Regions from separate parts of the Mus musculus genome. Here region 2 is linked to region 1. A link is a loop called in an ENCODE intact Hi-C map of the cell type or tissue named here. Cell type or tissue: gastrocnemius. All regions are shown on one strand. Each heading gives the region's core, and the rest is flanking DNA. Links, peaks and the distances in the headings are about the cores only. Region 1 holds the start of Gm40039 (a long non-coding RNA gene). Region 2 overlaps Dnah2 (dynein, axonemal, heavy chain 2).

What was found. Hi-C counts contacts between places; a loop is a spot of excess contacts. Peaks named below come from ENCODE experiments on the same cell type or tissue, not always from the same donor. Only the 100,000 strongest peaks of a DNase experiment are listed, where the experiment ranks them.
Region 2: it touches region 1 in a loop (2.4-fold over the local background); 10 of 42 quality-filtered maps call a loop at or near these places.

What each region holds. Positions count from the first base shown.
Region 1 is chr11:69,252,527-69,263,861 of GRCm38, reverse strand. Gm40039 (a long non-coding RNA gene) reads left to right here and starts at 1,782. Exons shown (of 4, transcript XR_879967.2): 1 at 1,782-1,980; 2 at 2,082-2,589; 3 at 5,004-5,144. In gastrocnemius, for the core only: CTCF peaks have their summits at 5,330 and 5,890 (motif pointing left); a DNase peak (open chromatin) is centred at 5,335; H3K4me3 peaks cover 318 bases; H3K27ac peaks cover 446 bases.
Region 2 is chr11:69,433,251-69,441,250 of GRCm38, reverse strand. It overlaps Dnah2 (dynein, axonemal, heavy chain 2), which reads left to right. Exons shown (of 86, transcript NM_001081330.1): 64 at 3,290-3,454; 65 at 3,955-4,080; 66 at 4,181-4,329; 67 at 4,404-4,470; 68 at 4,617-4,767; 69 at 4,965-5,113; 70 at 5,285-5,418; 71 at 5,553-5,697; 72 at 5,848-6,047. Among named protein-coding and RNA genes, the nearest start is that of Kdm6b, 21 kb to the right of the region's middle. In gastrocnemius, for the core only: no CTCF peak of the experiment used is centred there; no DNase peak of the experiment used is centred there.

The DNA of each region.
Region 1 (11,335 bases), core at 1,614-9,613:
AGGCATAGACACTTGTCTTGAATCCCAGAACTCCCTAGGCCGGTGCAGGAGGGTCATACATTTGAGACTAGCCTAGGCTACATAGTGAGTTACAGACCAGACTTGTCTAGACCTAAAGACTGTCTCAACAACAACCTCTCCTCAAATGACATGTGTTGGTGAGATCATAAAGTTTTATGATTAAATTTTGGTTATTTGTGTGTGCCATAGTGTGTGTGTGTGTGTGTGTGTGTGTGTGTGTATGTGTGTATGTGTGTGTGAGTGTGTGTATGTGTACCATAGTGTGTGTATGTGTGTGTGTATGTATGTGTGTGTGAGTGTGTGTGTACCATAGTGTGTGTATGTGTGTGTGTATGTATGTGTGTATGTGTGTGTGAGTGTGTGTGTGTACCATAGTGTGTGTATGTGTGTGTGTGTACCATAGTGTGTGTATGTGTGTGAGTGTGTGTGTACCATAGTGTGTGTATGTGTGTGTGTGTATATGTGTGTGTATGTGTGTGTGTGTATGTGTGTGTGTGTGTATGTGTGTGTGTATGTGTGTGTGTGTGTATGTGTGTGTGTATGTGTGTGTGTATGTGTGTGTGTGTGTGTGAGTGTGTGTGTGTGTGTGTGTGGTGTAGGTTAGAGGACAGCTCATGGGAGATGGATCTTTCTGTCCAATCCACCACTTGGGGTCCAAGAACCTACCTCAGTTCCTGAGGCTTGCCGGCAAGTGACAGCAGACACCTTTACACACTGAGCCAGCACTGCAGCCCATACGCTTTAAAGTCAGGAATACCAACGGGAATCCTTGTTGCTCCACCAACTTCAAGGTGCTCTGCATAAAACATGTTCAATAAGTTTGTTTTTGAAGGAATTTCCCTCTCCCTGGTATATTGATTTGAAGAAACGTTGAAAGTCAGAGGGTAAACATGGTGAGAAACTTCTCCTTGAATTGTCTGAGGCTCCATAATCGCTTATTCTAATAAAGAACCGCAAAGTCCCTCTGACTGGGGTCCAAGGTCATATGCACATGAGTAGCTGAAGTAGTCAAGGGATGGAGGTGACATTTCCTTAGCATAGAAACGTGTGCGATGTCTCTGAGACTTGCTGCTGAGTCCTAGTGGGCTGGGTTCAGCTCAGAGGGTGTGGGAACATGACAGGGACTAACATTCAGCTGGAGTGTGCAATGTCTGGACAGATCTGTCTTGAAATGGCTCTGTCTCCCTTGCAGGGAGTTCTAGGGTTGGACATCTTGACTGGAGAGGCATCCCTAGCCTTGGGGAGCCATCCCTAGCCTTGGGGAGGCATCTCTAGCCTTGTGTGTATACAGTGTGGAGTACTTGGTGGGTAAAAGGGACTAGCCCTTTAATTAGTGCTGGCTGACAAGTGTGCTGGCTTGGACAGAGCCTCTGTGTGGAGGACAGGCTCCAGCTATGGCACCCTCTGCAATGGCCACTGGGATTTTGGAACAGAAACTCTACGTTGTTGAGACAATGATACACAGCTTGGGTGTGCATACATGAATAGGAGAGATGACATCACAGACAGAAAGGACACTCGAGGGCCATTAACCACCGAGGACTCAGAGTAAGGGACAGTAACTTGTTGTGGTTGTCATTATTATTAAATTTGGTGGGGGGGGGGCGGTTAGGCATGATGGGGCACGCCTTTAATCCTAGCACTTAGAAAGAGGCAGAGGCAGGTGAAGACTGTGAGTTCAAGGCCAGCCTGGTCTATATAGTGAGTTCCAGCATGACCAGAGCATGTCTTAAAAATAATCTTGAAAATAAAAGTTAATGTTTAGGTATTTTGCCTGGATGTGTGTCCATCCACGTGCATGCCTGGTGCCTGCAAAGACCAGACAAAGATGTCGGGAGTTACAGACAATCACAATCCACCATCTGGGTGCCAGGAACCAAGCCCTGGTCCCCTGGAAGAGCAGCAAGTATTCTTAACTACTGAGGCATCTCTACATGTCTGAAAGGATGAAGCTAAATGGTACTGAGACCATTCCTGCTTTTTGGGGGGGGGGTTAATATAAGGTCATATATATCCCAGCTTCCCCTCCAATTCATCATTCTCCTGCCTCCACCTTCCAGGTGTAGGGATTGTAGGTGAGCACACCGTGACTGGTTTATATGACGCTGAGAGTCAAACCCAAGGTTACATGAGTGCTACCAACTGAGCTGCATCCCCAGCCGCTACTGCTTACGGAATCCGACCAAAAGCCAAATAGAAGTTCTCGGATTTGAGTGGCGCTGCTCTGTAAGACAGATGGTCATGGGCTACGATCGGCCCAGATGTATGGACTCACTGTTAGTGACCAAGTAGGACTCCAGGGATGTGCCATTTGTTGTTGACAATGATTTTGAAACCAAGCCATAAACCAGCAACTTCCCTCTTGCTAAAAGCTGTCTAAGCTATTTGTCAGGTTACAGCCTCAGAGACCTTGGGAAGTGAGTGGCACCATACATCTCCATAGGGGGCAGAACTTGAGAAACAAGAACAAGCTCTCGTGGGCCCACGGTGGAGAGGCGACCTGCCAGCTGCCACACCATTGGACCGGGGCTCTGTCCAAGCTTCATCTGTCATAGCCACTGGGCACAGGTGATTCCACTTACACTCTCTGTTACTAGTAGTCAAGTGTCCTGTTCTCTGGGGTCACTTCAGTTCCTTTCTACTGACTATTTAACCAACAGGGAGATTGACCCCTGTCTCCTTGGCAGTCAACCTACATTGAAGGTCCTTCATCCTGCAAGATCCAGGGCTAAACTGTTGCTTCTTTGTACCTCAGGCAGAGAACTCTTGTTTGGGAACGATTTTCTGGATCTTGTATCTTTCCACATTGCAACACAGTCATGTGAACATCAGCCATGATTCTAATGTTCAGTGTCTCACAGAAACAGGCCTTGTGCTGATAGTCACATGACTTAGGAAAAAGACAGGCCTGGGGAATGAACTAGAATTAGCTTGTTCCTATTTTACCAATCTCTGAGAAGCCCAAACTATGGGGAGACTCTACACAGAAGTACAGAGGTCCTTACCGCTGGGCAATCAGAAATCACAGTTGTTAGCCATCAGTCATGATGTCCAACAAGCAGGACATGGATGGAGCTGCCCAGGTTAGCCCAGTTATTGCTTTAAGCCACCAAATATCAGAGTCTTATATTTCTGAGAAACAAGTAGACAGATTCCTGACATTTTCAGTTCTTGATGCTCTGGGGATCCTTCAGGGCTCACTGCTCACCCCGTGACTCTGCCGGGGCTTGGGTTGCTGTGCCTTGCAAGGTCGGCCACTCCCCACCCACTCCCCCTACTTCCAGAATGCTCACCCCCCCTTGAGTTTCTAACTTCTATTCTTCTTGACCCTAAGGGTTTATGCCTTCTAAATTTTTGTTCTCTCTTTCATTTATTCATTTATCTTTTTATATAAGGGTGTTTTGTCTGCATGTAGATATGTGTACCACATATGACCCTGGTGCTGCAGAGACCAGAGGAGGGTATTGGGTTCCCTGGGACTGGAGTCACAGACTGTTGGGAGATGCCATGTGGGTGCTGAGTCAAACCCAGAGTCTCTGGGAGAGCAGCAGCCAGTGCTCTTAACCACTGAGTCATCTCTCTGGCTCTTGGTTTATGACTTTAAAAATTCTTTTGTTGTAATCTGAGTGGGAGCGGAGAGACAATTTCATCTGGACACTCTGCTTGTTCAATCTGAAGTTTCTTCCTCTCTCTCTTTTTCTCTCCCCCCAACACCCTTATACCCCCAACAAGGTTTCACTTGTAGCTCTAGTTTACTGGGATAGCCTTGAGCTCACAGAGATCCACTTGCTTCTGCCTCCCTCTGCTGGGATTAAAGGCTTGCACCACTCCACCTGGGCTAACTTCTGTGCTAACTATTTTTGCCGAACACTCTCATCCTAGACTCTGTAAAGCCCAGAGCTGGAGTCTGAGCTCAGCATCCTCTTTGCTCTTTGAGGGGCTTCTCATTTCTCTCTCCCACCAGGCCCCCTGAAGTCTGCCACCACTCCTTGAGCAACAGGACACCCTCTACCCCACCAGTGTTTGAGCTTTTTATTCTAGTGACAGCGGCATCCCCACACACCCCGGCCATCCTTTGGCTTTTTGCTTGTCTAGTTTTCTCCTCCATTTTCAGCAGACCTGCCAGCATCCCCTTAGCCACAAGCCAAACCCTGACTGTGTCACCTCCCAGTGCCACAACGCCGAAGTCATCACTGTAGACTGCCCATTCGTCACACTTCAAGGAAGGAGTCTCTTTGGGTGTGAAGCTGATCCTGAGACCTGTGTTGGTCTCACGAATCCCTCTGTGTGTCTTGGGTCTTGCCCATCCTCTCCTTCCAGCCTGCTCTCTGAGGGCTGTGCAGTGCCCTCCCACTCAGCCATCCTGGTAGCAGAGCAGGGTTTATGTGGCTTTCTCAGTTCTTGTCACCTGGGTCACATTGGCTCCACCGTTAGCCCTATGTAACTCGGGCTAACCCATCACATTGCCTGGTGACAGAGTTAGGTTTCAGGGTGAATCCTTGACCAAGATAGACCAGTTTCTATTGTGGTGGCTCATGCATACAACTCCCTTGTGGATGTTGAGGTAAGGTTACAGAGATTTCTAGGGGAGCGTCCTGCATTGAAAGCTGAACTTTAGACGTTCGTTGAAGTCTCCAGGCAAGTAGGGCTATTTTAACTTAAGTCTGGGAGGATGAGAGGCTGGAGCCTCGCAGCCACATCTGCCACCATGAAAGGAGACTCTCCTTTGTGTGCCTCCATACCAACCTGCTAGGCAAGATGTGTCCACTAATGCAATAGTGACATGATTGTCATGGGGGTAACCACCTGTGTCCCGAGAGGATCTGAGGTCTGCCACACAAGATGGCATTCATACTTGATACTTTGGACCCGGTTCAAAGTCCGTAGCTGGAGAGGCCCTAGGCCCTCAGGGTGAATACACTACTTCTGTCTTGCTAAGTCTTGTCAAACCACCTCCTAAATATTTGTGTTTATACTCATAGGCCAGTGTTGCTCCTAGTTGTGTCAAAGAAGGCTCTCTTCTCAGTGAATGATGCTTACTGCAGATTCATGGCTGGTCAAAATGCTGAGAGTGACTGTTGAGTGCTCAGTTATCAACAGGATATCCAGATCATCCTGCCAAGGTGAGGGAACATCACAGAAGAGGAAAGTGGAAAGAAGGTATGAGCCAGAGGATGGGGAGGGAAGCTGGGAAGTGCTGTTCTGGGCGTGAGATGGCCACTGCACTCAGGAACCCATAGCCATTGCACTTGGACTACACAAGACTGGAACTGCCAGCATTCACTCACGGGTGGGGAAGGGCTCCCCCTATGGGCAGCCAATGTTGCTGCGGGGAAGGGAGTCCTTATCTTGCTTGGGTGATGAAGCCACCCACTAGTGAGGTGTGTGTACTTATGCAGGTGGCCCTGGTTAAACATACTGGGCCACAGAACAAAACTAAACACACAGTGATGGAAGGGGGGCTTGTGGGGAAGACTGGGGTAGGAGGAAGCTAAGAAAGAGAATGCGTGTGTCCGGAATGTATTATATACATGTGTGAACTTGTCAAAAAATGAATTTTAAAAAGTAAATAAAGGTAAGCCTCGTGGTCAACAAAGCCGGTTACAGGGGAAGAGTCAAACCCGATAACCCCAGAGTTGTCTACCTGGAACCAGACCGGCCTACAGTCAGGTTCCCTGCCCTACCCAGGACGCTCTTCTGCCTTCTCTAAACCCACTGTCCAGAGAATCATGTTCGAAAGTGGCTCAAGAAAGACATAAAGCAACAGTCTCTAAAACAAAACAAAAACTAACCCAACCCAAAACAAAACAAAAGAAAAATATAAATAAATAAATAACTTAAACATGGTCTACAGCTCCCCCTGGTGGACAATATTGTTTTTTTTCAGAGTCTAGATACCAGGACTCCACCCTAAGGCCTGGTAGTCTGCATACAGTACATCTAGATCAATTTAAAACATCTTTCTTGATTCAAAAGCATGCAGTTGCTGCTATTTATAGTCCTGATCACATCGCATTCCCACAATACTTTGTGGTTTGAAAGTACAATTCCAAAGAAAACATGTCGGGATTGTGCAGTTAATTGAGAATGGACTAGAACGTCAGGAATCAACTGTCATAACTATCCAAAAAGATAAAAAGATGATGGAATAGAAACGACACTGAAAATGTAAGGCCTTGGAAAATTACAGCTCAGTAACTTCACTGATGCCAGGTTTCGTACCTCTCACTTGCCTCTCGTCTCTGAAACCTATCACACGCAAATGAGCAAACAGAGACAGACAGCAATGAAACTGCAACAAAGCTGATCGTTTCCAGCAAATTCAAAACTGGAGAAGATACGTCAGGAGAAAAAAAGAAGGAAAGGGCTGTTTTCCTGTTGAGAGTCAAGTTGTCCTAGGCTCAAGGGAGGCTCCTGGGAGGCAGATGGGCCTAAGGGTCCCGGGTGGCAGAGTTTCTGAGCTGTAGGACCCTAGGAGGAAGATCTGTTATCTATGGTCTGGCCCTGTGGTCAGCCAGAGAAGGAAGCTTGCTGAAAAGCCTAAAGAGGCAGGTGCAGCCCTCTGCAAATCCCAGCTGTCACTCCAACCCAGTGGCTGCCTCTGCTGCCCTCCTGCCACCACCACCACTCTGATGTCAGCTCCCACGAGGGAAACTGAGCCCCAGAGAGAGCAGTATTGCCTTATTATGGTCTCCACAGAACCATGGGCAAAGGAACCCTGGGTACACATGGTCTCTACAGACTGCTCAAGCCTGAGGCATCAGAGCCTTACCTCTGGGGATGCCCTTGGTGGCGGATCTGCAAGAGAATGGACTCCTGCGCTATCATACAGTCCGGGCTGTACTGAGGGAAGAAGACAGCCTGCCAGTGCAGGAAGCTAAAGATGATCTGTGGACACGGTCAGGGAATCCACACCATCTCTAGAGCCTCAGCCTACACCTTCTCTCCCAAGCCTTTCAGAACCATCATCAGTCCTGGAAACCGTGGGTAAGGCAGAGCAGTCTCAGCATCCCGATTCCCCCCTGTCCATACCATTAAGGGCGGAGACTTGGATTGTAGCAAACAGCTTGTAGTAGTAAATGTGTATCATCGAAGTGTAGCAGCAGTGGAAACAGAAATGGGATTCAGTGTGTGTACCAACGCAGAGATGCGCTGGTGGGAAAGCCGGAGGACAGCAGCTCCTTTTACATAAGGTACCCAGAACAGGCAAACTGCTAGAAAACAGAGCAGTCGGATAGGATAGTAGGGAGAAGTAGCCACTGTAGACTAGGCCCAGTTTTCTTGGAGATGATATCTACAGTGACGGTGATCATGCAAAAATGTCAGTTGCTTAACTACCATTGAACTGTACATTTATAAATGGTAAAAATTGAAAAATTTATGATATATATATATATATATATATATATCCATTTGCTGAAGAAAAAGAAGCAACCAGAGAATAAAAAATTCTTGGAAATTTAGAACATAATGGCAAAAATGGAAAACTAAAGAGGAGCAGGGAATCATGAGAAGGGCTGCTTTAAAATCAGCATGACTCAGAAAGGCATCCAAGGAAAAAAACCCTGAGGACTCTATTTGGATTCATAATTATTTCCATCTTTAGTCAGTTCTATTTCCAAACAATTCTGTGGTCTCAATCTAAAAAGAAAAGAAAAGAAAAAAAATCAGGCACAAACTCAAAAGTACAGTGTTTATTCCACAATGTAAAAAAAGTCCTTGGGTTGTTGAGATGGTTCAGTGGGTAACGGTGCCTGTCACACAAGCCTGCCCTTCTGAGTTTGATTCCAGAAATGCTTGGAAAGGCAGGAGAAAACTCACTCCACCAAGATGTCCTCTGACCTCCGCATGTGTGAGCACACACATGTTAATAAAATAACTCAATATAATAATAATGATGATGATGATGAAACATCTTCTGCACCATCCCTCAATGTGAAGGCAAGCAGGGGGACCTTAACAGAAATAGGGGCGAGACCTAGGGGAGATGCCAAACGGAGGAAGAGCTTGACTGTTTTTAATTGGGGGTGGGGGTGGTGAGCGCAGTTGCTCATGGAAGCCAGAAGAAGATGGATCCCATGGTGCTGGGTTACAGGTGACTGCTAACCACCTTCTATGCGTGCTGGGAACCACTCCTGCCCTGTGCAGAATTAGAGTGTTGAGCCTACATCTCTCTAATGTTCCCTTGCACACCACCCATTTATGTTAGATATGATCTCACACATAGCCCAGGTTGGCCTGAACACACATAGCCCAGGCTGGCCTGAAAACTCACCACAATCCTCCTGCCTCAGCTTCCCAGATTATGCAATTACCATCCTGAGACACCACACCCAGCAAGAGCATGACTTCTTTTTTTTTAATGAAGCCAAATTGGAGTTATTATTTTTAGTGAAGCAGGATTGGAATTTAATAAAAATGTTTAATATACAAGTGGCTAGAATTCCATCCAGGAAGGAGCAATGAACACTATCTACCACTCCCCACAAGGTCCCAGTGGCAAACTGAGGCGTGATGCTGTCAAAAGTTTACTCTGTGGAACCAATGGGGTTTTGTGCTTCCTTACAGAGCACAGGTAAGGGGTTACTTAGAGGGGTGACCACTCCTCCTCCAATAGTCTGCGCCCGAAAATCCCTTCCTGGCATGGATGAAGACTTCCCTGCTGCTGACAGATGGAGTCTTCTCCTATACCCCACCTCCCCCATGTACGCTAGAGGCTAGAAGGCTAGAGTCTAGCCCCTTCCTGAGACCGTGTGCATTAGGGCATACAACAGGTGGTAGGGAGCAGCTGGCTGCTCAGTTGAGGGTCTCATGATCCTCCCTGTTCCTCTGTGAGGGGGTCTAAGCAGTCAGAGGTCCAGCTGGGACAATCCTTTTGCAAGGGGGCACAGCTGAAGTACTCATGTGACTCCCTGGCTCTGAGGATGGCACTCACAATAATAGGCTTAAGCGAGCCGGTTAAGAGAGAATGGAGTGCTAGAGAGATGGTTGAGCAGTTTAGAGCGCTGACTGTTCTTCCAGAGGACCCAGGTTCAATTCCTAGCACTAGCAAATCAGCTCACAATTGTCTAACTCCAGTTCTGAAGGGTCCGATGCCCTCTTCTGGCCTCTGCAGGTACGAGGCATGTAGTACAGAGATAAACATGCAGACAAAACATATAGAGACAAACAAAATAAATCTTGGTGGGCAGTGGTGATACATGTCTTTAATAGACGAATATGCAGGCAAAGCATATAAAAACGTATAAAAAATAAATTTCACTGGACAGTGGTGGTGCATGTCTTTAATCCCAACACTTGGGAGGCAGAGGCAGGAGGATTTCAGTGAATTGGAGGCCAGCCTGGTCTGGAGAATGAGTTCTAGGACAGACAGGGCTACACAGAGAAATTATGTCTTGAAAAACCAAAAAAAAACAAAAATTAAAAAAAAAAATAAAGAAAGGTCCTGAGAGTACGCGTGTGGGTTCCTAGAAGAATCTCCAAGACTCTTACTCTTTTGTTTTGTTTGCTTTTATTATTACTATTATTTTAAAGATTTATTTATTTATTTTATTTATATGAGTATACTGTCACTGTCTTCAGACACACCAGAAGAGGGCGTCAGATCCCATTACAGATGGTTGTGAGCCACCATGTGGTTGCTGGGAATTGAACTCAGGACCTCTGGAAGAGCAGTCAGTGTTCTTAACCACTGAGCCATCTCTCCAGCTACTTTTATTATTTTTAAGTGTGTGTGTGTGCGTGCTCGAGGGACAAATGTGAGTTCAGGAGCCTGTGGTGTTCAGAAGAGTGTGTCCAATTTCCTGAAGCTAGAGAGTTAAAAGTGGTTGTCAACTACCAGACATGGGTGCTGGAGACCAATCTCAGGTCCCCTACAAGAGTAGTGCATGCTCTTAACTCTAGAAAAACATGTGTCACCATGTAGAAAGCTATCCCTTGGAGAGAGGCAGAAGAGAGGTGTCAGGCACGTTGCTATTCTCCCTGCTCAGTTTGGAACTGGGGACTTCTGTGTGGTGGAAACGTCCAGCCTGTAGACGAGAGCAAGGAGCAGGGGGTGGGGGATGGGGGGGTGGGGGGGTGGGGGGGGGTGGGGAGGCTTGGAACCAGAAGTGTATCAGGGAGCTGCATCCAACGGGGATTAGGACAGGAGCAGAGATGGGGGAGGGGACAGGTCTGCCACCTCAGGTCAGGGACCAAATAAGGTTAGTACAGGCACTGGCTCCATCCCGACTGTGCTCAGATGGGAAAAGCAATGGGAAGATAAAGGAAGGTCCCGTGGAAGACGCGCGTGTCTGTCTACTCCAAAGACACATCTCCTTTGGAGGAGACAGGGCCTCCAGTAATTCTTAAGCTGTCCTTTGTCCCCCTGCCCATGGGGAGAAGAGAAAAAGAGACTGGTCACAGGAATAAAGCGTCGACACATCAGAGACATCTGGTGTGCCGTGTACATTTATAGCTCGGCTCCACAAACACGAATCAGAAGGACGCAGTGGGTCGTGGGGTGAGGGGCAGTGGTGTGGGGAGGCAGCCAGAAACCACATGGCTGAGTCTTAACTGCTACTGCTGCATGTTTGAAAACTTAATGCAGTGACTAAGAGAGGCATTTAATCTCTGGAGCTCCGGGGCCAGCATGATAGTTCAGAGGGTTAACGCACTTGCTTCCAAGTCTGAGGACATGAGGTAGAGCCCCAAGACCCACACATGGCAGGAGGAGAAAACTGACTCTTGCAAGTTGTCCTCTGATTTCCACTGCATACAACTACAAACATACACAGAAAAAAAAATCTGTAAAAAAAAAATAGATCTTTCTAAAATTCTAGAGCTATCTGGGTATGGTAGCTTATGCCTATAATCCTCAATACTTGGGCAGCTGAGGCAGGAGAATTGAAAGTTTGAGACTACTTTGGGATATAATGAATTTTAGTCCATCCAGGGCTACAGTGTGAGACCTACTCTCAAATCTTAAAGACTAAAACAACTATTAAAAGAATAAAATAAGGTCTAGAGTGATGGCTCAGTGGTTAAGAACACTCACTGCTCTTCCAGAGGTCCTGAGTTCAATTCCCATTGTTTTTCCCATCTTGAACCACATGGTGGCTCACAACCATCTGGAATGGGATCAGATGCCCTCTTCTGGTGTGTCTGGAGACAGCTACAGTGTATTCATATAAATAAAATAAATAAGTGGGGAAAAAGAATAAAATATAATACTCTGGCTGAAAAGATTACAACTGAGACTCTTTTACTAACCTGGGGGTACTTATGGCTTATAAGTTATACCTTAATCATTTTTTTAAGGAAAATCTTGTAGTGT
Region 2 (8,000 bases), core at 1-8,000, 180 kb before region 1:
TGCTCTCTCTCCTCCTCTCTTTTTTCTCCCCACTCCTCACGATTCTGTTTTGGGATAGTCTCGCTTTACAGCCTAGGTAGACTAGACTGGCCTTGAACTTGTGGGGATTCTCCTGCTGCTGCCTTTTAAGCCCTAGAGTTACAAGTAGGAGCCACCATTTATGACAGAGCCTCTTTTGGGGGGTTACTAATGTCATGCATGAGGAGTCCTCTCTCATGAGCAAATCACCTCCCAACATCACAGCATTGAAATAACTAAATAAATAAATGCCCGTGGTCACACTTTAAAAAAGATAAACTAGTTTTCCTAAGCTAGTGTGTCTCTCCCAGAAAAAGGGTATAGCTGCCTATAGTGGTGCACACCTTTAATTCCAGTATTTGGGGGGCAGAGGCAGGGGGGGTCTCCATGGGTGAGCTCCAGCACAGCTAGGACTATATGGTAAGACCTCATCTAAATCACAGAAGCCTGAGGAATGCAGAGGTGGGGAGGGCCAGGCACAGCAGTTGGTTATCCTGCATCAGATGGTCAGCCCTGAAAACATACATGAGTAATAGTGTGTAGACTGAGCAGGCTATGGTTGGGAATATATATACATATACCTACACACATACGCCTGTAAACGACAATTGAAAATGAGATCACAAACTTGAGTTAGAGCAGGGAGGAGTTTATGGGAGAAGTTAGAGTGTTTCTCAACCTGTGGGTCAAGACCCCCATAATAATTATAATAGTTATGAAATAGCGACAAAATGATTTTATGGTTGGGGGCCAGCACAATGTGAAGGACTGTATTAAACGGTCATAGCATTAGGAAGGTTGAGAACCACTGCTCTAAGAGGAGGAAAAGGTGGGAGAAATGATGTCATATTATAACCTCAAAAATAAAAGAAAGAAATTATTTTGGATTTTTGAGACAGGGTTTCTCTGTGTAGCCCTGGCAGTGCTGGAACTCACTCTGTAGACCAGGCTGGTCTTGAACTCACAGAGATCCATCTGCCTCGGCTTCTATAGTGCTAGGATTAAATTCATGCCAGAAAAACAATTTTTTTTTTTTAAAGAGCTAAAAGGTTGTCTTAGTTCAAAGTCAGGTTTCTCAATGAGTACCATTTAGGAATAAAAAGAAACACAAACATTTCACCTCCAATACCCACTCCTTCTCCCGGAACAGGCGAGAGGGGGCTGGTGCCCAGGCCTGGGCAAGAAGAGTCAGGGCACCTACAGGTTCAGGCTTGAAGTTCATTTATTGATGTGTTGGACACAATAAAACCACCACTGCTGAAAACAAACAAACAAACAAACAAACCACCAGTGATGTTTTGCCAAAGACCACAGTAGAAACTCAGTAGTGCCTGAAGGAATGAGGGTCTTGGAGGCCATCTTGGATTTAGTTTTGCTGGAGTTTCAATTATCACGAAACTGTGAATTTAAGTTTAATGAGGAAGCCTCCATCAATAGGTTATATAAGAGATACAACTTAAGCAATGAGCATTTGCCACAGTAGGGGGTATGAGGAAACACACATACATTTTATTATTTTTTTGGAGGTGAGTGTATTATAGTTATTTTAAAACATAAAATTTATTTACCTCGAAGTATATATCAAGTCTTTTTTTTTTTTTTTTCTTTTTTTTGGTTTTTCGAGACAGGGTTTCTGTGTAGCCCTGGCTGTCCTGGAACTCACTCTGTAGATCAGGCTGGCCTCGAACTCAGAATTCTGCCAGCCTCTGCCTCCCAAGTGCTGGGATTAAAGGCCTGCACCACCACCGCTCAGCTATATCAAGTCTTTTAAGCATTTTTAAAAAATTATTTCAAAATTTTCTGTGTAAAGGTATTTTGCCTGCATTATGTGTGTGTGTGCCAAGTAAGTGTCTGGTACCCACAGAGGCCAGAAGATGGCATCAGATGCCCTGGAACTGGAATTAGAGACAATTGTGAGTTGCCGTGTGGGTGTCGGGAGTCGAACCTGGATCCTTTTGCAGATCAACAAGTGCTCTTAAATGTGGAGCCATCTCCAACCCACATACAGTCGGCCCTGAAGTGACGTTAAAATGCATCCACCATGTTATCCAGCCACGGCATTGCTCCTAATGGAAATCCTGATACCCTTTTAACTTCTGTTTCCTCTGTTGTGTCTCGGGAGGTTTGATTGATGTCTCTCCTTATGGAAGCTGAGGCTGATAAAGATGTCACAGGGAAGCTTTTGCCTCCTCCCACCCACGCCTCCTTTGGCGACCATTCTCACTTTGGTAACCCAGGCTGGCCTGGCACCATCCGTATATCCCAGGCTGGCCATGACTTTGTGATCATTCTGCCTTAGCCACCCAAGTGCCGGGATGACAGGCCACCCCACTGTGCCTGGCTTCCTATCTTTAACTGGAAAACTGCTGACAACAGTTCTGAGTGGAAGTTGCTGGTGGTGCCGCTGAGGTCAGTAAGTGTCCAGGAGTCTCGTGGGCGAGTAAGCTCTGATACCAGAGTTGTTGTGGGCGAGCAAGCTCTGACATCAGAGTTGGCTTGCCAGCTTCTCTTCTGTGGCTTGTATTTTTCTGCTGTGCTGGAGTGTGAACCCAGGGCCTGGCCCATGCCTTCTACCACCGAGTTACTCTATATCCCAGCCTCGTACGTTGTTTACCACGCTTCAAAAGGTCTCTGTTCTCTATGCTTGAGCATAATCTGGTCAGTACCAGGTCGATTCTGGGCTTTAAGAGAAGGGAGGGAGAGAGGGAGGGAGGAAAATGAAGCTCATCTGACATAATAGTCACCCCCCCACCCCGTCACTCACTCATTGATACACTTCAATATGTGGGATTATTTTATACACGAGGGAAGCAGAGCCTCAAAAACACAAACTGTAGGATATGAACATGCGCACAGCTCCTATCTAGAGTCTAGGCCTCCTCTTATACCCTGATGAGGCAGCTGGCTTTTGAACTTCTGAGTGATTCTCCTGTTTCTGCCTCCCATCTTTCCCGTAGAGTGCTGAGATTCCAGATGTGCACCTCTGCGCGCGCGCGCGCGCGCGCGAGAGAGAGAGAGAGAGAGAGAGAGAGAGAGAGAGAGAGAGAGTGTGTGTGTGTGTGTGTGTGTGTGTGTGTGTGTGTGTGTGTGCATGTACACACATGTAAGCGTGCGAGAGCATGTTCAGAGTATTATGTCAACTTCATTGGCCCTCAAAGAGATTAACTGACCCAAGGGCAGGCAGCTTCAAGTGGCAAAGTCGGGATTTGACCTAAAACAGCCTGGCCTTGGGCCCTGTGTTTCTCATCTCCCACACGCCAATCGTTCCTAGGTGGCAGAGAAATTGGAGATGCTGAAGAAACAGTATGATGAGAAGCTGGCACAGAAGGAGGAGCTTCGAAAGAAATCGGAGGAGATGGAGCTGAAGCTGGAGCGAGCAGGAATGTTGGTGTCTGGGCTAGCTGGTGAAAAGGCACGATGGGAAGAGACTGTGCAGGTGAGATGGGTGGTCCCACGCCACTCAGGAGGTCCATCTCCGTGTCCACGGAGAGAGAGTAGGAAAACAAGAGCACATTGGCTGTAGGGAATCGAGAGTAGAAATCCCTCCCCTTCTCACGTTTGATGAGAGTATACAGGGAATGGCATCCTGAACACATGGTGAGTTCCATGCAGGAACTAGAAGGCACACAAGACCTCTTAGTTAACAGCTTGTCTTCCTGAGAGATAACAGACTGGGGTCATCTTGTCTCTATTTCACAGAATTCCTGGCTCCCTGCAAGGGGTAGATCTTATCAGTGGATAATTAGCATACACATGGCTGTCCGGGACCAGGACTCCAGAGTGATTGAGTTCTCAGCCTGAAGGGATTTAGAAAAGGGAGACTAGCTTTGATCTAGACCAGAATCAAAGGAGCAAAGGAGACTGTCTTTCAAAACACTCTAGCTTATCTCCAAAGGTCTGAAGCCCCAGGCGCTTATACCTCCCTCTGTACACCAGGGCCTGGAGGAGGATCTGGGTTACCTGGTGGGCGACTGTCTGATTGCAGCTGCGTTCTTGTCCTACATGGGACCCTTTCTGACCAATTACCGGGATGAGATTATCAATCAAATCTGGATCAGGAAGGTGAGAAGGGCCCAGGGGTTACAGGGAAGCACTTGGGGTGTGCAGGCAAGAGACAGAGCTGCTGAATTCCGGCTGAATTTTGGGGTTCTTCTCTCCTCAGATCAGGGAGCTTCAGGTTCCCTGTTCACCTCGCTTTGCCATTGATAACTTCCTGACCAATCCCACCAAAGTCCGGGACTGGAACATCCAGGGGTTGCCCTCAGATGCCTTCTCCACAGAGAATGGCATCATCGTCACCAGGGGCAACAGGTGAGAGCCTTGTAGGGGAGGGAGAGGCAGGGGAGGAGCAGAACCTGTCTGCTGACAGGGGCTTCCTCTTTCAGGTGGGCCCTCATGATCGATCCTCAGGGCCAAGCCCTCAAGTGGATTAAGAACATGGAAGGAAACCAGGTATTAGGCTGGGCTGCCCCAGGAGAGTCCCAGGCCTAGTCTTTTCTCAAGGTCCTGCCCTTGGCTTGTGTGGTCCTCCCTGTTGCTCTCATCCATCTGTCCATCAGTCCATCCATCCATCCATCCATCTATCCCTTGCTCTCTAGGGCCTTAAAATCATCGACCTGCAGATGCATGACTACCTTCGAGTTCTAGAACATGCCATCCAGTTTGGATTTCCAGTGCTACTCCAGAATGTGCAGGAGTATCTGGACCCCACGCTCAACCCAGTGCTCAACAAATCTGTAGCTCGAATTGGTCAGAGCCTAGGCTTATTGTGGGCAGGTCCTAGAGACACTAGGGTGGGAAGTGGGGGCTCTTTCGGGCTGCATCCCATGAATTAGGCGTCAGTGAAGCAGGCTGAGTCACATCTCGGGCCTAGGTATAAGAAGGGGGGTGGGGCAGCCTTACTGGATCACAGAAGACTCTCGTCCTTGACCCTCCCGCTGACGCAGGTGGTCGGATGCTGATTCGAATTGGTGACAAGGAGGTGGAATACAATCCCAATTTCCGTTTCTACCTCACCACCAAGCTCTCCAATCCCCACTATAATCCAGAGACTTCGGCTAAGACCACCATTGTCAACTTCGCTGTAAAGGAGCAGGTAGATTTGGGCTGAAGCCGGGAAGGCTGGAGAGGCCGTAAGAAACACGCACACACAAAAAGACCAAACTTGAGCTGGGTGATGGAGGACGAGGTCTTAGGAAATCTAAACGTGTGGCAGGGGAAGATGCCATCGGCAAGGGACCCTGGCCCTGAGTCTTGACCTCCTCAGGGCCTGGAAGCCCAGCTGCTGGGCATTGTGGTTCGGAAGGAGCGACCAGAGCTGGAGGAGCAGAAGGACTCTCTGGTCATCAACATCGCTGCAGGAAAGAGAAAGCTCAAAGAACTAGAGGATGAGATCCTGCGGTGAGAATATCATCCCCAGCCCCCACCCAAGCCCACCCACCTTGTCTGTTCCCAATGGGCATCCAACCAGCACCCTGGGGAGCCAAGAGGAATCCTTTCCTTCCAGTTGAACCTCCCTCTCGACTTCCCCCTAGCTTGTTGAATGAGGCCACAGGCTCTCTGCTTGATGACGTGCAGCTGGTGAATACCCTCCAGACATCCAAGATAACGGCCACCGAGGTGACCGAGCAACTGGAGACCAGTGAGACCACAGAGATCAACATTGACTTGGCCCGAGAGGTGAACCCCTGCACCCTCCAGTCCCGTCCCTGACCAGAGCCACCAAGAAGTAACTTAGATCGTGTTCACTTGCGACCCCTCCCTCCCCGAGCTCTTGGGTTTGCCTGCCTGCCCCTCTGTAGTAGCCCTGACTCTTTTTGACCCCTACAGGCTTACCGTCCGTGTGCCCAGCGGGCCTCGGTGCTGTTCTTTGTGCTCAATGACATGGGCCGCATTGACCCCATGTACCAGTTCTCCCTGGACGCCTACATCGGCCTCTTTATCCTCAGCATTGACAAGAGCCACCGCAGCAATAAGCTGGAGGACCGCATCGAGTACCTGAATGACTACCACACCTATGCTGTCTACAGGTCTGGTGACCCTGCACGAAGCCCTTCAGCGGTGGTGTGAGATACAAATCTGGGGGCCAAGGGGTTGGAAAAGAGCCGGCTGGGTAAATTCCTTGCTGTGGACACACGAAGGCTTGACTTCAGAGCCCAGGCACCTACATCAGAAACTGGGTACAAGCTGGGTAGTGCTGCATGCCTTTAATCCCAGCACTCGGGAGGCAGAGGCAGGTGGATCTTTATGAGTTTCAAGACCAATCTGGTATACAGAGCAAGTTCCAGGACAGCCAAGGTTACATAGAGAAACCCTGTCTCACCGCATCCCTCCCCTCAAAAAACCTAACAACCAACCAACCAACCAACCAGCCAACAAAAGCTGGGTACTGTGTGGTATTCCTGTAATCCCAGTGCTGGGGCGATAAGACAGGTGCTACGCCATTCCAGACGGCCGGTCCAGCTGAATTGATGAGCTCTAGGCTCAGTGAGAGATCCTGCCTCAAAAAACAAAGTGGGGAGAGCAACTGAGGAAAGTTAAATAACCCTGTTTCTCCACATGCACTGTGCATCCATGCACACCCACTACCACACATGAACACACACATAGATCTATACACAGTAGATACATAGACACACACACACACCTGATATCTGCCCCCAGGTTGGGATTCAGGAAGTCTCTGGTAGGCTCTGTGATTTTTTGTTGTTGTTGTTGTTTTGTTTTTTTGTTTTTCGAGACAGGGTTTCTCTGTGTAGCCCTGGCTGTCCTGGAACTCACTTTGTAGACCAGGCTGGCCTCAAACTCAGAAATCTGCCTGCCTCTGCCTCCCAAGTGCTGGGATTAAAGGCTTGTGCCACCACGGCCCGGCTGGGCTCTGTGATTCTTTAATCAGCTTCCAAGGAGCTGTCGATCCTGGTCTATTTCATCTTTCATTGAATTTTTAAAACTTACATTCATTTACTAATTCTCTGTGGAAGGCGGCATGCACATGTATGGCACAGCCAGCCTGTGAAGATCAGTGGTCAGATGACAGGAGGCCGTTCTCTCTTCCCAGCCTGTGGGCTCTAGGGGATCAAACCCAGGTCCCCCCAGGCTTGGCAGCAGGCTCCTTTAGCTGCCGACCACCATGGCAGCCTGTGGATCACATTTTGGACAGCGGAGTACTTCTCTTCCTGGACTCCTCTACAGACCCATCAAGTCCAGCTTGTTTCAGGTCGAGGGTGGACTTGTGTTCCACCCTCTTTTACCAGGGTCCTCATCTTTGAATGGCACAGCTGCCAACCCACGTCACACCCATGCCAGCAACTTGAAGTTGCTCTAATTGACCAGCTCAAGGCAGTTGCTGGGTTCTTCTTATAGGTATTTCTGATCCCGTCCCCCTCCCTGCCCCGCCTACCAGGGCTGGACCTTAGTGCATATTTTCACAGAAACTGCACAGCATCTCTCCCCCCTCCCGCCCCCAGTAGATTACCCTGCCCCTGTGTCCCTCCTAGTCTGTTCTCCAGTTGTGGGTGTCTGTCAGACTACCAGGCATGAAAATGACCCTGTTGCTCCTGGCTTAACCTCTTTAGTGGTTGTCATATCTTGAGGGATCCCGAAAGGCCTCTGTGACCTGGCCTCCCCCTGCCTCAGTTTGTCACCAGCTGTGTGGGCAGCACTGCTAACTCTCACCCCGTGTGTGCCCTTTCCCCCTGGGCATTCCTTGCCCTTTCCTCCTGGGCTTTCCTTGCACTGCGAGTCTTCCCTGGAACACTCAGCTGTGCCTCTCATGTCACCGGATAATCCCTACACACCTCAAGACACCTGCTCTCAGGATCAGACACAGCTGGGCACCATGCCTTTCAGTTCCCTAGACACCACTTTGAGCTCATCATGACGGCCTCTGGGTCCCTATGTCAGAGCACGCTGCCTCCCTGCTGAGCTGTGATTTCCTCACGGACCTAGACCATAGCTTACTTATCTGTGTCTTCAGGGCTACA